2 separate regions of the Homo sapiens genome follow, and region 2 is linked to region 1. Evidence: chromatin contacts called from ENCODE Hi-C data. All regions are on one chromosome and are shown on one strand. Each heading gives the region's core, a stretch centred on a gene start or an enhancer-like site at or near the end of the contact. The rest is flanking DNA. Distances are from core to core; before and after follow the strand shown.

Region 1 (7,411 bases), core at 2,641-5,140:
CGTATTTTTTTTTCAGCTATTATAATAGGGGTTGAGTTCTTGATTTGATTCTCCACTTGATCACTGTTTGTGTGTAGAAGAGCTACTGATTTGTGTACATTAATCTTGTATCTGGAAACTTTGCTGAATTCTTTTATCAGTTCTAGGAGCTTTCTGGAGGAGTCCTTAGGGTTTTCAAGGTAAACAATCTTATCATCAGCAAACAGTGACAGTTTGACTTCCTCTTTACCGATTTGGATGCCCCTTATTTCTTTCTCTTGTCTGATTGCTCCCTCTAGGACTTCCAGTACTATGTTGAAGAGAAGTGGTGAGAGTGGGCATCCTTGTCTTGTTCCAGTTCTCAGAGGGAATGCTTTCAACTTTTCCCCATTCAGTATTACATTGGTTGTGGGTTTGTCATAGATGGCTTTTATTACATGAAGGTATGTCCCTTGTATGCCAATTTTGCTGAGAGTTTTAATCATAAAGAGATGCTGGATTTTGTGGAATGCTTGTTCTGCATCTATTGAGATGATCATGTGATTTTTTGTTTTTAATTCTGTTTATGTGGTGTATCTCATTTATTGACTTGCATATCTTAAACCTTCCCTGCATTCCTGGTATGAAACCCATTTGATCAAGGTGGATTATCCCTTTCAGATGCTGTTGGATTCAGTTAGCTTGTATTTTGTTAAGGATTTTAGCGTCTATGTTCATCAAGGATATTGGTCTGTAGTTTTCTTTTTTGGTTATGCCCTTTCCTTGTTTTGGTATTAGGGTGATGCTGGCTTCATAGAATGAATTAGGGAGGATTCCTTCTTTCTCTATCTTGTGGAATTGTGTCAAAAGGATTGGTACCAATTCTTTTTTGAATGTCTGGTAGAATTCTGCTGTGAATCTGTCTAGTCCTGGAGTTTTTTTTTTTTTTTTTTTGGTAATTTTTTAGTTACCATTTCAATCTTGCTGCTTGTTATTGGTCTATTCAGGGTATCTAATTCTTCATGATTTAAGCTAGGAGGGTTGTATTTTTCCAAGAATTTATCCATCTCTTCTAGGTTTTCTAGTTTATGTGCATAAAGGTGTCCATAGTAGCCTCGAATAATCTTTTTTTATTTCAGTGGTGTAGGTTGTAATATCTCTTGTTTCATTTGTTGGTAAGGTTATTTGGATTTTCTCTCTTCTTTTCTTGGTTAATCTTGCTAATGGTCTATCAATTTTATTTATCTTCTCAAAGAACCAGCTTTTGTTTTATTTATCTTTTGTATTGTCTTTTTTGTTCCAATTTCATTTAGTTCTGCTCTGATCTTGGGTATTTCCTTTCGTCTGCGGGTTTGGGTTTGGTTTGTTCTAGTTTCTCTAGTTCCTTGAGGTGTGACCTTAGATTGTCTGTTTGTGCTCTTTCAAACTTTTTGATGAAGGCATTTAGGGCTATGAACTTTCCTCTTAGCACTCCCTTTGCTGTATCCCAGAGATTTTGATAGGTGGTGTCATTATTGTCATTCAGTTCGAAGAATTTTTTAATTTCCATATTGATTTCATTTTTGACCCAATGCTCATTTAGGAGCAGGTTATTTAATTTCCATGTATTTGCATGGTTTTGAAGGTTCCTTTTAGAGTTGAGTTCCAAATTTATTCCACTGTGGTCTGAGAGAGTGCTTGCTATAATTTCAATTTTCTTAAATTTATTGAGGCCCCTTTTATGTCCTATCTAATGGTCTATCTTGGAGAAAGTTCCATGCACTGTTGAATACAATGTGTATTCTGTGCTTGTTGGATGAAATGTTCTGTATATATCTGCTAAGTCCATTTGTTCTAAGGTATAGTTTAAATCCATTGCTTCTTTGTGGACTTTCTGTCTTGATGATCTGTCTAGTGCTGTCAGTGGAGTACAGAAGTCCCCCACTATTATTGTGTTGCTGTCCATCTCATTTCTTAGGTCTATTAGTAATCGTTTTATAAATTTGGGAGCTCCAGTGTCAGGTGCATATATGTTTAGGATAGTGATATTTTCCTGTTAGACAAGGCCTTTTGCCATTATATAAAGTCCCTCTTTGTCTCTTTTAACCACTGTTGCTTTAAAGTTTCTTTTGTCTGATATAAGAATAGCTACCCCTGCTTGCTTTTGGTGTCCATTTGCATGAAATGCCTGTTTCCACCCCTTTACTTTAAGTTTATGTGAGTCCTTATGTGTTAGGTGAGTCTCCTAAAGGCAGCAGATGGTTTGTTGATGAGTTCTTATTCATTCTGCAGTTCTCTGTCTTTCAAGTGGAGCATTTAGGACATTTACATTCAATGTTAGTATTGAAATGTGAGGTACCATTGCATTCATCATGCTCTTTGTTGCCAGTGTACTTTGGTTTTGTTTTTTGTTTTTGCTTGTAACTTGTATTTTTGTTTTATAGGTCCTGTGTGATTTATGCTTTAAAGAGTTCTGTTTTGATATGGTTCCAGGATTTGTTTCAAGATCTAGAACTCCTTTTAGCAGTTCTTGTAGTGGTGGCTTGATAATGGCGAATTCTCTCAGCATTTGTTTGTCTGAAAACGACTGTACCTTTCCTTCATATATGATGGTTAGTTTCCCTGGATACAAAATTCTTGACTGATAATTGTTTTGTTTAAAGAGGCTGAAGATATGGCCCCAATCCCTTCTAGCTTGTAGGGTTTCTTCTGAGAAATCTGCTGTTAATCTGATAGGTTTTCCTTCATGGGTTACTGGTGCTGCTGTCTCACAGCTCTTAAAATTCTTTCCTTCGTCTTAACTTTGGATAACCTGATGACAATGTGCCTAGGTGAAGATCTTTTTGTGATGAATTTCCCAGGTGTTCTTTGTGCTTCTTGTATTTGGCTGTCTAGGTCTCTAGCAAGGCCAGAGAAGTTTTCTTCAATTATTCCCCCAAATACGTTTTCCAAGCTTTGAGAATTGTCTTCTTCCTCAGGAACACTGATTATTCTTAGGTTTGGTCATTTAACATAATCCCAGACTTCTTGCAGGCTTTGTTTATATTTTCTTACTCCTTTTACTTTGTCTTTGTTGTGGATTGGGTTAATTCAAAGACCTTGTCTTTGAGCTCTGGATTTCTTTCTTCTACTTGTTCAATTCTATTGCTGAGACTTTCCAGAGCATTTTGCATTTCTAAAAGTGCATCCAAAGCTTCCTGAATTTTTTATTGCTTTTTCTTTAAGCTATCTATTTCATTGAATATTTCTCCCTTTACTTCTTGTATTATGTTTTGGATTTCTTTGCATTGGGCTACGCCTTTCTCTGGTCCCTCCCTGATTAGCTTACTAATTAACCTCCAGGATTCTTTTTCAGGTAAGTCAAGGATTTCTTCTCGGTTTGGATTCATTGCTGGTGAACTAGTGTGATTTACTGGGGGGCGTTGAAGAGCCTTGTTTTGTCATATTACCAGGGTTGGTTTTCTGGTTCCTTCTCTGGGTAGGCTCTGTCAGAGGGAAGGTCTAGGGCTGAAGGCTGTTGTTCATATTTTTTCGTCCCATGGGGTGTTCCCTTGATGTAGTACTCTCCCTCTCTTCCTGTGGATGTGGCTTCCTGAGAGCTGAACTGCAGTAATTGTCTCTCTTCTGGGTCTAGCCACCCAAGGAGTCTACCTGGCTCCGGGCTGGTACTGGGTGTTGTCTGCACAGAGTCCTGTGATGTGAACTGTCTATGGGTCTCTCAGCCACGGATACCAGCACCTGTTCTGCTGGAGGTGGTGGAGGGTGCAATGGAATCCGTGAGGGTCCTTAGCTTTGGTGGTTTAATGCTCTGTTTTTGTGCTGGTTGGCCTCCTGCCAGGAGGGGGCGCTTTCCAGAAAGCATCAGAGCCGCCGCTGTGTCCCCTGCCACAGCCCCGAGTTTGTTTCCAGGCGGAGGGTGAGACGGGCCTGAAAACTTGCCCAAGGCCATCCACCTCCCAGCTGCGAAAGAAAGGGCTTTAGTTCTTCCCTCCTCCACCTGTGACGTCTGCACTCCGGATTTGTGCCCTCCCCTGAGTTCTTGCCAGGAGGCTTCTCAGCTCATTCAAATTGTTACAAAGTTCGACTAGAGAATTCCTTCTCCCTGTGGAGTTTTACCCCCTGCTCCTCTGGCCATCCTTCCAATGGATCCTTGTGGTGCCAGGCAGGAATGGGCTGCTTGGGGACCTAGGAAGCCCCCAGGGCCTTTCTGCTGCTTCTTCTACCCTCCCCCACACCTTTACTCGACTCACTAACTTGACTCAGCTCCAGGTAAAGTCAGAAATTTCTGCAAACAGACCTTCAGCTTCTCCAGTGGGGGTGTGTGTTTGGGAGAGGAGGGTCTCCCTTTCTCAGTTCCGCAGTTGGGGCACTCAATATTTGGGGGTCTCTCGGGTCCTGCAGGAGCAGTCTGCTTCCTACAGAGGGTCTGTGAGTCCTTTCGGGATTGCTGGTTTGTTCTTGCAGTTCTGAAGCTAAAATTCACAATGCAAGCCTCTGCATGCTGCTCTGTCTAGAGCTGCAATCTGGTCTTGCCTCCCGTCTGACATGATCCCAGGAGCTCTCTGAGAGAGCAACCCAAAGGAGCTGAGAGAGATCCGGAGTCCCCGATGTGAGGGAGCATCAGGCTGCAAGGACGCGGCACTGGCGATGGTTTCGCAGGGGCATCTGTTCCCTTGGGGCGTGGAATCCCTGCTCTGCCGCTGCCCCAACTCGGCTCCGAAGTGCCTTTGCTGCAAGATTTCCTGAGCTTAGCAGTCTGCCCGTTTCTTTTCTTTCTTTCTCTTATTTTTCCCCCTGAATGTTTGGTTTCTCTGGCAAGCCCAAACACGTAAGATTATATGTGAGGCATATTTATTTACATAAAGATGCGTGTTTTTTCTTAACTCAGCATTTACATGTAGCTTGGCCAAGTTAATTAACTGTAGAAGACCTCAATTTTGTTGTCTTTTAAAACAAGGCAGCTGTATTAGATTAGTGGTTTTCAAAGTCCGTTAGATGGTAAAGTGCCTGCAAGCCATGGCCTGCTTTGTGGGATACCATGAAATATTAATACCCAGAGCTAGACTTAATAAGCACACGTATAATTTTGTGATCCCAAATACTATCTTATATATGATTGTAATAGAGACAAAAGTTAGCATGTATGGAGATATAAATCATTAATTCATTCATCTATCACATAAGTGTTATTGAGTGCCTACACAAATGTTTCTCAAACCAGCATTCACCACCTGGAGAACCTATTAAAATACAGATCACTGAGCCCCATTCAGCTGTTTAACCGACGATGCTCATGTTGGTTCAGCTGATCTGGGAACCAAATTTTGAGAACTGCTGACCTCCACTAGTCCAGCCCACGAATTGGCAAACTACAGCCCCTGAGCCAAATCTGGCCCTTTCTTCTTTTTGTAAGTTTCACTGGAGCACCTCACATTTATTTATGTATTGTCCATAGCAGCTTTTGTGCCACAATGGCAGAGTTTAGTAGTTGTGACAGAGACTATGGCCTGGAAACCTGCAATATTATCCGTGATTTTCCACACAAAAATCTGCATTCTGGGTTTTGTATGCAATAAGTCATGTACAAAAGTATGGAGCTGATGTCCTGATGGAGCTTACATTCTAACAGGGCACTAAAAATTTAGTGAGATTTAAAGAAAAGTTATAAGAGAACATCTTAATTGAGGTATTCTACTTTCAATTATTCGTAACCTTATTATTATATATTTACTTCTTTTAAGGATAACATCTTCATTCATATTTCTATAACTCTAGCGCATGTTCCAATGGCTTCAAGTTTGCATGATTAAAATATCTCTAAACTATTCTTTTCCTCTCAGTACTTTCTCCTTTCAGTGTATTCTAGGTAACATTTCCAGAGAAAATATCCTTAATATAGTTATGAATTGATGATTGCCTCCAGAATAAGGTTTTTTAAAAGTAATTTTGACTTTATTTTAGATTCAGGGCGTACATATGCAGGTTTGTTATGGGAGCATATTGGGTGATGCTGAGGTTTGGGGTGCAGATGGTCTCATCACCCAGGTAGTAAATAGTACCCAATAGGTAGTTTGTCAGGCTATGCCCCCTTCTCTTTCTCCCCAACCAGTAGTCCCTAGTGTCTATTATTCACATCTTTATATCCACGAGTACTCACTGTTTAGCTCCCACTTATAACTGAGAACATGTGGTATTTGGTTTCCTGTTCCTACATTAATTTGCTTATGATAATGGCCTCTAGCTGCATCCATGGTGCTGCAAAAGACATGGTTTTATTCTTTTTTATGGCTATGTAGTATTCCAGAGTGTATATGTACCACATTTCCTTTATCCAGTCTACCATTGATGGGCATCTAGGTTGATTCCATGTCTTCGCTATTGTGAACAATGGTGTGATGAACATACAAGTGCATGCATCTTTTTGGTAGAGTGATTTATTTTCCTTTAGGTATCTACCCCGTAATGGGATTGCTGGGTCAAATGGTATTTCTATTTTAAGTTCTTTGAGAAATCTCCAACTTGCTTTCCACAGTGGCTGAACTAATTTACATTCCCACAAGCTGTGTATAAGTATTCCCTTTTCTCTGCAACCATGCCAGCACTTGTTATTTTTTTAAGTTTTTGTTAATGGTCATTCTGACTTGTGTGAGATGATATTTCATTGTGGTTTTGATCAGCATTTCTCTGACGTTTAGTGATGATGAGTATTTTTTCATGTGTTTCTTGGCCACTTGTATGTCTTCTTTTGAGAAGAGTCTGTTCATATCCTTTGCCCATTTTTAAGGGATTTGTTGTTGTTGTTGCTGTTGTTGAATTGTTTAAGTTCTTATAGATTCTGGATATTAGACCTTTGTTGAATGCATAATTTGTGAATATTTTCTCCCATTCTGTAGGTTATCTGTTTACTCTGTTGATAGTTTCTTTTACTGTCAAGAGGCTTTTTAGTTTAATTAGATCCCACTTGTCAGTTTTTACTGTTGCTATCACTTTTGGGGACTTAGCCATAAATTCTTTGCCAAGGAAAATCAACGTTATTTTTCACAGAATTAGAAAAAACTATTCTAAAGTTCATATGGAACTGAAAAACAAAAAAAGAGCCAAAATAGACAAAGCAATCCTAAGCCAAAGAACAAAGCCAGAGGCTTTACGTTATCCAACTTCGAACTATACTATAAGGCCACAGTAACCTAAACATCATAGTATTGGTACAAAACAGACACATAGACTAATGGAACAGAATAGAGAACCCAGAAATAAAGCCACACACCTGCAATTAATTATCTGATCTTTGACAAAGTTGACAAAAATTAGCAATGGGGAAAGGACACCCTATTCAATAAACGGTGCTGGGATAGCTGGCTAGCTACATGCAGAGCATGAAACTGGACCTCTGCCTTTCACCAAATACAAAAATTAATCCAAGATTGATTAAAGATTTAAATGTAAGACCTCAAGCTATTAGAATTCTGCAAGA
Region 2 (7,411 bases), core at 3,374-5,873, 1.1 Mb after region 1:
TAGCATTTGACTCCCTTTTAGTCATGCAATTCACTCTAGCAAGGGTTGCTTCCCAGCCTGCTTGGATTCCTTTCCTGAAAATGCTTGTTCCTTCTTTAAGAAATGGCCAGGCTGCAAATACTCCAAATTTCTACGTTCTACTTTCCTTTTAGTTATAAGTTCCAACTTTAAGTCAGTATTTTGCTTCCATCTGTGATTGCAGGTTGGTAGATATGGCAGCCATGCCATATCTTGAATGCTTTGCTGCTTAGCGATGTCTTCTGCCACGTACACCCTAGGTCATCATTTTTGAGTTTACTCTTCCACAAATCCCTAGGACATGGACACAGTGCAGCCAACTTCTTTGCTGGGATGTAACACAGATGTAACCTTTGCTCCAGTTCCCACTAAATTCCTAATTTCCATCTGAGACCTTGTCAGTTTGGCCTTCGCTGTCCATATTTCTATCTACATTTTGGTCAGAACTATTTAACCAGTATCCAAGAAGTTCTAAATTTTCTCTCATCTTCCTGTCTTCATCTGAGCCCTCCAAACTCTACCAATCTCTGCCTGTTACCCAGTTCCAAAGCCACTTCCACATTTTCAGGTATTTTTATAGCAATTCCAGACTCCTTGGTACCAATTTTCTGTGTTAGTCCATTTTGCATTGCTATAAAGAAGTATCGGAGACTGGATAATTCATAAAGAAAAGAGGTTTTTTTGGCTCCTGATTCTGCAGGCTATATAGGAAGCATGGCACTGGCATCTGCTTGGCTTCTGGTGAGGCCTCAAGAAGCTGGTACTCAGGTGGAAAGTGAAAGGAGGGCAAGCATGTCATACAGCCAGAGAGGGAGCAAGAGAGAGGAGAGGGGAGGAGGTGCCAGGCTTTTTAAAACAACCAGCTCTCACACAAACAAATAGAGCCAGAACTCACTCATTACCTTGGGGAGGGCACCAAGCCATTCATGAATAATCCACCCCCATGACCCAAACACCTCCCACCAGGCCCCGCCTCCAACATTGTGGATTACATTTAAACATGAGATTTGGAGGGGACAAACATCAAACCATATCACCATCTTAGCAAGGATCACCATCTTAGCAAGGATGGTGATATGGTTTGGATGTTTGTCTTCTCCAAAGCTCATGTAACAACATCTCTGGGGGAAACAATCTCCAAAAGAGAGTTTCTCACCACAGTGTAAGCACCTTGAGTTTCCATAGCTTGATGACAATTGCTATGAGGACAGAAGTGTATTCTGTCCCTCTGCTTTCTTGATGCTAGAAGTCCAAGTCTCTGGTTAGAAATTTTGAACCTCACTCTGATAAGAGTCTTGTGCAAGATCCAAAGCACAGTGAAGACAGAATGCCTCCATAGACCACAACAGGTGCCCATCTGGAGACTGAGGTACTGTGGCTTTTACTCCTTTGTATTAGTCTGTTCTCACGCTGTTAATAAAGGCATACCTGAGGCTGGGTAATACATAAAGAAAAAAGGTTTAATTGACTCACAGTTTCACACGGCTGGGGAGGCCTCAGGAAGTTTACAATCATGGTGGAAGGGGAAGCAAACATGTCCTTTTTCACATGGCAGCAGGAGAGAGAATGAGAGCCGAACAAAGGGGGAAGTCCCTTATAAAAGCCTTATAAAATCATCAGATCTCATGAGCTAGCGAGAACTCACTCACTATCACAAGAACAGTATGGAGGAAACTGCCTCCATGATTCAATTATCTCCACCTAGTCCCGCCCTTGATGTGTGGGGATTATTACAATTCAAGGTGAGATTTTGGGTGGGGACACAGCCGAACCATATCATCCTCTAAAAAAGTATACATGGGTGGGGGATGCATGCCAATGAGAAGTTTATTCTGGATAGATTACGAGATTGCGTGATTTTATATTGGATACAACTTTGTTAAGTAATCCTATAATAAATACGAGTGATTTGAATAGGCTATGTTTTACTGGTTTCCTTATATTACGTAAATGTCAGTGGAATACATGAAATGGGGATCATTATAGGTCTCAGAACTTCAGGAATTTTTCCACATTGTGAGGAATGATGGCTCAGGCTTCTTTTGTTTGTGGGACCATGTTCAACTAACCACTTGCTTACCAATTCACTTATCTAAAAAATGGGTAATGCCTTTGGAGGGTAACTATCTTTGGGATAATTGTGAGCATTAAGTTAGATACTGTATGCAAAATCACCCAGCACACTACACAGTACACGGTTGTATGTAATAAATGGTAGTAAAATTAAACTTTAAAATGAGAGGGTTTTAAAACATTTTGAAATGTTTGAAGAACTAGACTTCTTTTTAGTGAATTAGAAGTATATCTTGAGCATCTTTTCCTTCTAGAACGCTCTTGCTTTTCTCCACAGTTTTTTTCTGAAATGGTCTGCAAGGCATGTTACTAATACTTTGCATAACAGTGAAAACTCTCTTTCTCTCTCTCTCTCTGTTTCTTGACAAATGTTATTCTTAATGTCTGGGTGGGCACTAGGCAAAAGAGATCAAACCAGGAAGGTCTTGTTCTCTTATATGCTCCCATGTTCCTACCTTAAGTCCTTCTCTCCCTCAGTCTCTTGGATCCTGGAATGAATAACATTGCAAATGGCAGGAGGCCATTCTACTCTCCCTGCTGTCCTACACCCAGCCAATGGTGACTTCACTCGACTTTAGCCAATTCTGTGAGCACTTGTCCTTGGGATGACTAATACAAAAGTGGCCAGTGATCCTTTTGAATAAAACATTTATAGTGCTGTAGAAATTATTAATAATGACCTAGTTTATGGGTCTTTACATCTGCAGAACACCTCATTTTCAGTGTATGGGCTTTTGAGTTCCCTTTCTTGGCTACTTCATGGAAACAAACCTTCAGGAAATAGCAGGAAAGAGCAATTTAAGGCAGGGCTTCGATTACCTGCTGAAAGCCACTTAAGCTCCTCCCTGAAGACTGGGCAGCATATTGTTGCTGTAATAGCACTCCTTTTGTTAAAAGTTATATCTCTTTTTCAAGGGGCATGTGGTTGAAACTGCTACTTTTGCTTTCTGTAAAACTGTAAGAGGTAAGTCAGAAATCAGAATCCCCATCAGATATTAAGATTAGAAACCAATCCTTTAAATGCCTGGCCAGGAATTCATAAGATCCTTTCTGAAGCAGGCCTAGCAAGACTTTTTTCAGAATTGCTGTGTGAAATGGCAAAATGAAATGGAATAACTGAAGTAATTGTTGGAATTGTCAGTAGAGTTTTACCAGAAACATTTGGGTTATTGTAGTCACCATCCCCCTACAATCCCTCCTTCCCACTCCTGAACTGCTTTTGTGAAGACATAGTCTGTGTGAAAAATATTTGAGTCACAGATGACTTAGTTCATTGTTCACAATGAACATTGTGACTAAATTTAGCAGCAGTTTTTGTGCAGTAAACTTTTAGAACACCATGGCGTATTTCCTAAGCTTAGAAGATGAGAGTGTCATTCTCTCTAGCATCACCCACTTCTGACCTCAGATAAATGGGGCCCATCACTGCTTCTAAGGTTTATTGGCTGAGGGGATGTGAATATCCTCAGGGATCAGGTTTAGTACAGGGAAATGTTTAGCTTATTCATGTAGTATTTAAACTAATCTCTGGAGGAAGTGGGTATTTCTGCTATGAGTGGAGAGAAGAAATAAGATCAAATGCACTGGGAAAAAAATCTCATTTCTTCAACCATCATCCTCATCTATCTGAAAATGGTGGAAAAAATAAGAAAAAAGCTAATAATCTTCCTTATGATACCACTGAAACACAATTTCACCACATAAAGGTCTTCTGGGCTGCATCCCCTGCAAATACCATAGTATATCAGTAACTTAATCAGAAAAATGATATATTGATCCACACACTTTATATAATCTACCCTCTATGTAATCTAGCCCATTATTAACAAAGAGAATGCTCCCTGTCTTTTGATTTAAATATTTTTCTAAATGGAAATTACTTTTCTGTCACACGTGAGCAATTGTTTTAATCATTTTTCTCAAGCGCACGCTATGCTAAAGTCAGCATGTTGTGGGGGTAAAAAATTAGGGTAGTGCTGCTAATACCCCACCAATTCTCCCTCCTTCCATCTCTTCCAACTCTCCCTCCCTTTTCTCTATTCACTTCAGCTTATGAATTTACAATGGCCAAATGAATCAGTTGAGATGAGAATGCTGATTTGCTTGAGCAATGCTATGTTGAACTGGGAAAAAAAAAATAAAAAGCCAATGTTGGGGCTTAGGTTTCTACAAACCAAAGGCAGAAATCCTGAGTCACAGCCAGGTTTTTCCCCCGTGAAACACCCACCCAGGTGTGCACCCTACCCTCTCACTGGATCCATTCATGGCTTGTCAGATCTCTTCCAGCTCCTTCGCCTCCCTTGCCCCTCATGACTCTGAAATAATTTAAGGATCTTTTTATCTGCTCCTAGATCTTTCCCTGGGCTTTAAATTACTACTCTTAGTGCTGCTACAAATGGATTAGCAGACAGATTCAAGCCTGGATTCCCAGGAACCGCAAGCAGACACATAGGTTTCTGCAAACCACTTTAGCCAATGTTGCGATGGACAGACACGGAGAGGTCAGCTGAGCCTGCTGAGGCCCAGGAATAGACTTGCAATACCGGTCTGTCCTGCAGGAAAATGCCAAGGGGCACGGAGGCTACTCTAGGTAATATGTGTTCCCAAATCCCACGGTTACCTGAAGCAGCCAGGTAGACGACCATGGGGGAAAAAAATCAAAAGTTTTGAGCATCAAGTTTAAACCAGTGTCTTGGGTCAGATTCCCCAGAAGCAGACCCTGTAATGAGGATTTACGTACAATGATTTGTCAAATAATGACTCCCAGGGAAAATAGGTAAGGCAGAGAGGGACTGCAGGACACGGAAGGGGAGGAATCTCAGACAAGCTGCAATCTCAGGCAAGGTCCTACAGTGGCTGGTTGGTGCCTGATCCCACAGGGGCCTCTGGGAGCTGGAAAGTTACATCTCAGAGTTGCCTGGACCTAAGGAGAGGAAGCTGAGCTTTCTTGTGGCCTGTCAGTTATGGATTCAGGGTTTTGGTGAGAAAGCATAATTTTTAGGCAGTTTTGCATATAGATAAAGAGGTCTCAAGGCAGCTGGAAGTTCTGGCATTGGCAATAAATACCACTGAAGCCAGGAGGTGTGTGAAAACACTACAATGGCATTCAAGGGCATTTGGGTGTTGCATTGACTTTACTAGCTCCGCCCAAGGTGGCTTTTCATTTCATTTCATTTCGTCCTTTCACAATCTAGTCCCTGCCACAACCTCTGTGGGTCGGGTCGCTAATACAGCCTCACATTTTCTCCTTGATTTGCTTCTGCTGAAACTTTCTGCTGTGCAAGTTAGTCTTAAGTGAGAAGCTTTGGTGGGACAAGGATGACCTCCAGTGGTCAGTTTGAGATCTGGCATCCAGAGAGACATTTCTGGACTAGAATCAACAACCCAGGGTGTGAGTGGTTCTCAACAGCATTTGGAATTGTCACTGTCAGGGCTGCCTTCTCAGGTACTCTCCATACTCCCCCTCACTCCCAGCACACACGAATTTAAAATCTGCTTGACACATGGCATAGATATGGGTATTAATATGCCTTTATTGCTAACCTTATAGTCACTTTGATTGATTCTGAAAATACACATACTAGGGGAAAGCTGACATTTCACTTTCAAACCTACTTGTATGTTTGTTTTGATATGGAGCCCTGCAGAGTTTGTAGATAGTTTTAGTTGATTTAATCCATTTATAGAAAAGCAGCAATAGCACCTTGAGCTCAGAGAGTAGAAACTTCCTAGAAAACAATTAACACAACCTGTAGTTCCCTCCAGGGGCACCATGGGGTGGCTGGAAGGCACAGAACCTGGTGTCTCAAGTCATTCACTCTAGGAGCAGGAATTTGAAGCCAGATAACCTGGCTTCAAGACCCACAACCTGTCCACAACACCCTGCCAGAATATGATTAAACAAACGTAAATCTGGGTTTCTACTTCGTCTAACAGGGTGGTTCTCAACTCAGGGCTACTTTGACCTCTCATTCCTCCCCTCTTCCCCTCTCCCCAGGGTCATTTGGTGATGTCCAAGGACATTTTTGCTTGTTCCAACTGAAGGGGATCACTACTGGCATCTAGTGGGTAAAGGCCAAGGATGTTGCTAAACAACCTACAAGCACAATACAGCTCCTCACAAAGAATAATCAGGACCCAAACGACAATGTGCCAAGGTTAGGAAACCCTACTCTAAGAGATGATATTAATCAATAGGTGAATTTTGAAAGAATGAAGAATGATGAATGCTGGAGGACCTAAACAATTATCTGGGTGTGCATTTGTTTTCTAAGTCCATTCTGGGGCATATTTGCTCACTAACAAGCCACTGGGTAGAGCTGGTACCTGAAAAATAGGTTTGTTCAGGCTTATCCTGGCACACATCTCATCACACTGGCCAGAGCTGTCAAGACAGAACCTTCATGCTGCTTGTTGCAAATGAGCCCTGGTGATTCCCTTTCTCCATGATTTTAAGCACGTTCCTTTTGCTTCATGCTTGAGTTGTGCACATCCTGGCTCCTGATTTAGCATTTCACCAAATGCCCTTCATGTGCTCCAGCAAGCCTCCCAGTGTGAAGGGTTGACACATGATGGGGTCTGAAGGCTTATTTTCATTTCTTCTTGGGTCTGTTTTCTGTCTCCTCTAGGAGATTGCTTAATTGCTTTTCAAACAGCTATCATGTGCTCCTAGCTTTACAGCTTCTTCCCAAAGATGATTACAACATCTTATTATTTTTCAAGTAAAAATAGTGCTTCTTTACCCCTCTGTAATGTATGCAGTGTCAGTTTCAATAGCACCAGCTGTCTCTCCCCAACATGGATCTCTTTTTTTCTTTATTTCCCCACCTTTGCTATTGTCATCCTGTTTAACCTTTCTCAGAAGAGCTTCCTAGGCACACAATTATATTTATAGAGTCTCTGTGCATCTGTGGATACAATTAAAATTTAAACACTGCATATTTAGTCTAATGTTGACACTATTCATTTTGTAGAGAAAAATTTATTTAAGCGTTAATAACTAGATGTGCAAAGTACTTTCCAGTGCATCAATTCTAAGACAGGGAGAAAGAGATCATGCAGTTCTCATCTATTAGAATTGTGAGTTTGTTTGAAATATATGTGTAATTGGAGACCCAAAGCCTCATTTCAAACGTGCTACTTTATCTCATATTCCAAGCATCCGTGAACGTAGATTTTTGAATGAATCCTAAACTTAATCCCTGGTCTAGGCCAGCCTGTTACTGGTTTTGAGTTTGAATAGGGCTTGCGTGACATTTTTTTGATGTCGCTATCAAATTTAAGTTTACAATAAATAAAATATTCCCCGCCCTTCTCCCAA

Evidence for each region. A loop is a pair of places that touch in the nucleus more often than their neighbours do. Pooled maps may share reads with other maps.
Region 2: a map of HepG2 shows a loop between it and region 1 (3-fold over the local background). The contact joins two enhancer-like sites. A Hi-C loop is called at or near these places in 7 of 168 maps with a recorded cell type or tissue (CD14-positive monocyte, CD4-positive, alpha-beta T cell, CD4-positive, alpha-beta memory T cell and 3 more), 28 of 37 single-sample maps with no recorded cell type and 22 of 50 pooled maps.

The regions. Positions count from the first base shown.
Region 1 is chr20:15,695,786-15,703,196 of GRCh38, forward strand. The region is part of intron 8 of MACROD2 (mono-ADP ribosylhydrolase 2); the gene reads left to right. Among named protein-coding and RNA genes, the nearest start is that of MACROD2-AS1, 770 kb to the left of the region's middle. Within about 2 kb of position 3,891, at least 3 of the 41 ENCODE cell types and tissues checked have a DNase peak (open chromatin) inside an H3K27ac peak, as active enhancers do.
Region 2 is chr20:16,756,013-16,763,423 of GRCh38, forward strand. No RefSeq gene overlaps it. Among named protein-coding and RNA genes, the nearest start is that of OTOR, 11 kb to the left of the region's middle. Within about 2 kb of position 4,624, at least 4 of the 41 ENCODE cell types and tissues checked have a DNase peak (open chromatin) inside an H3K27ac peak, as active enhancers do.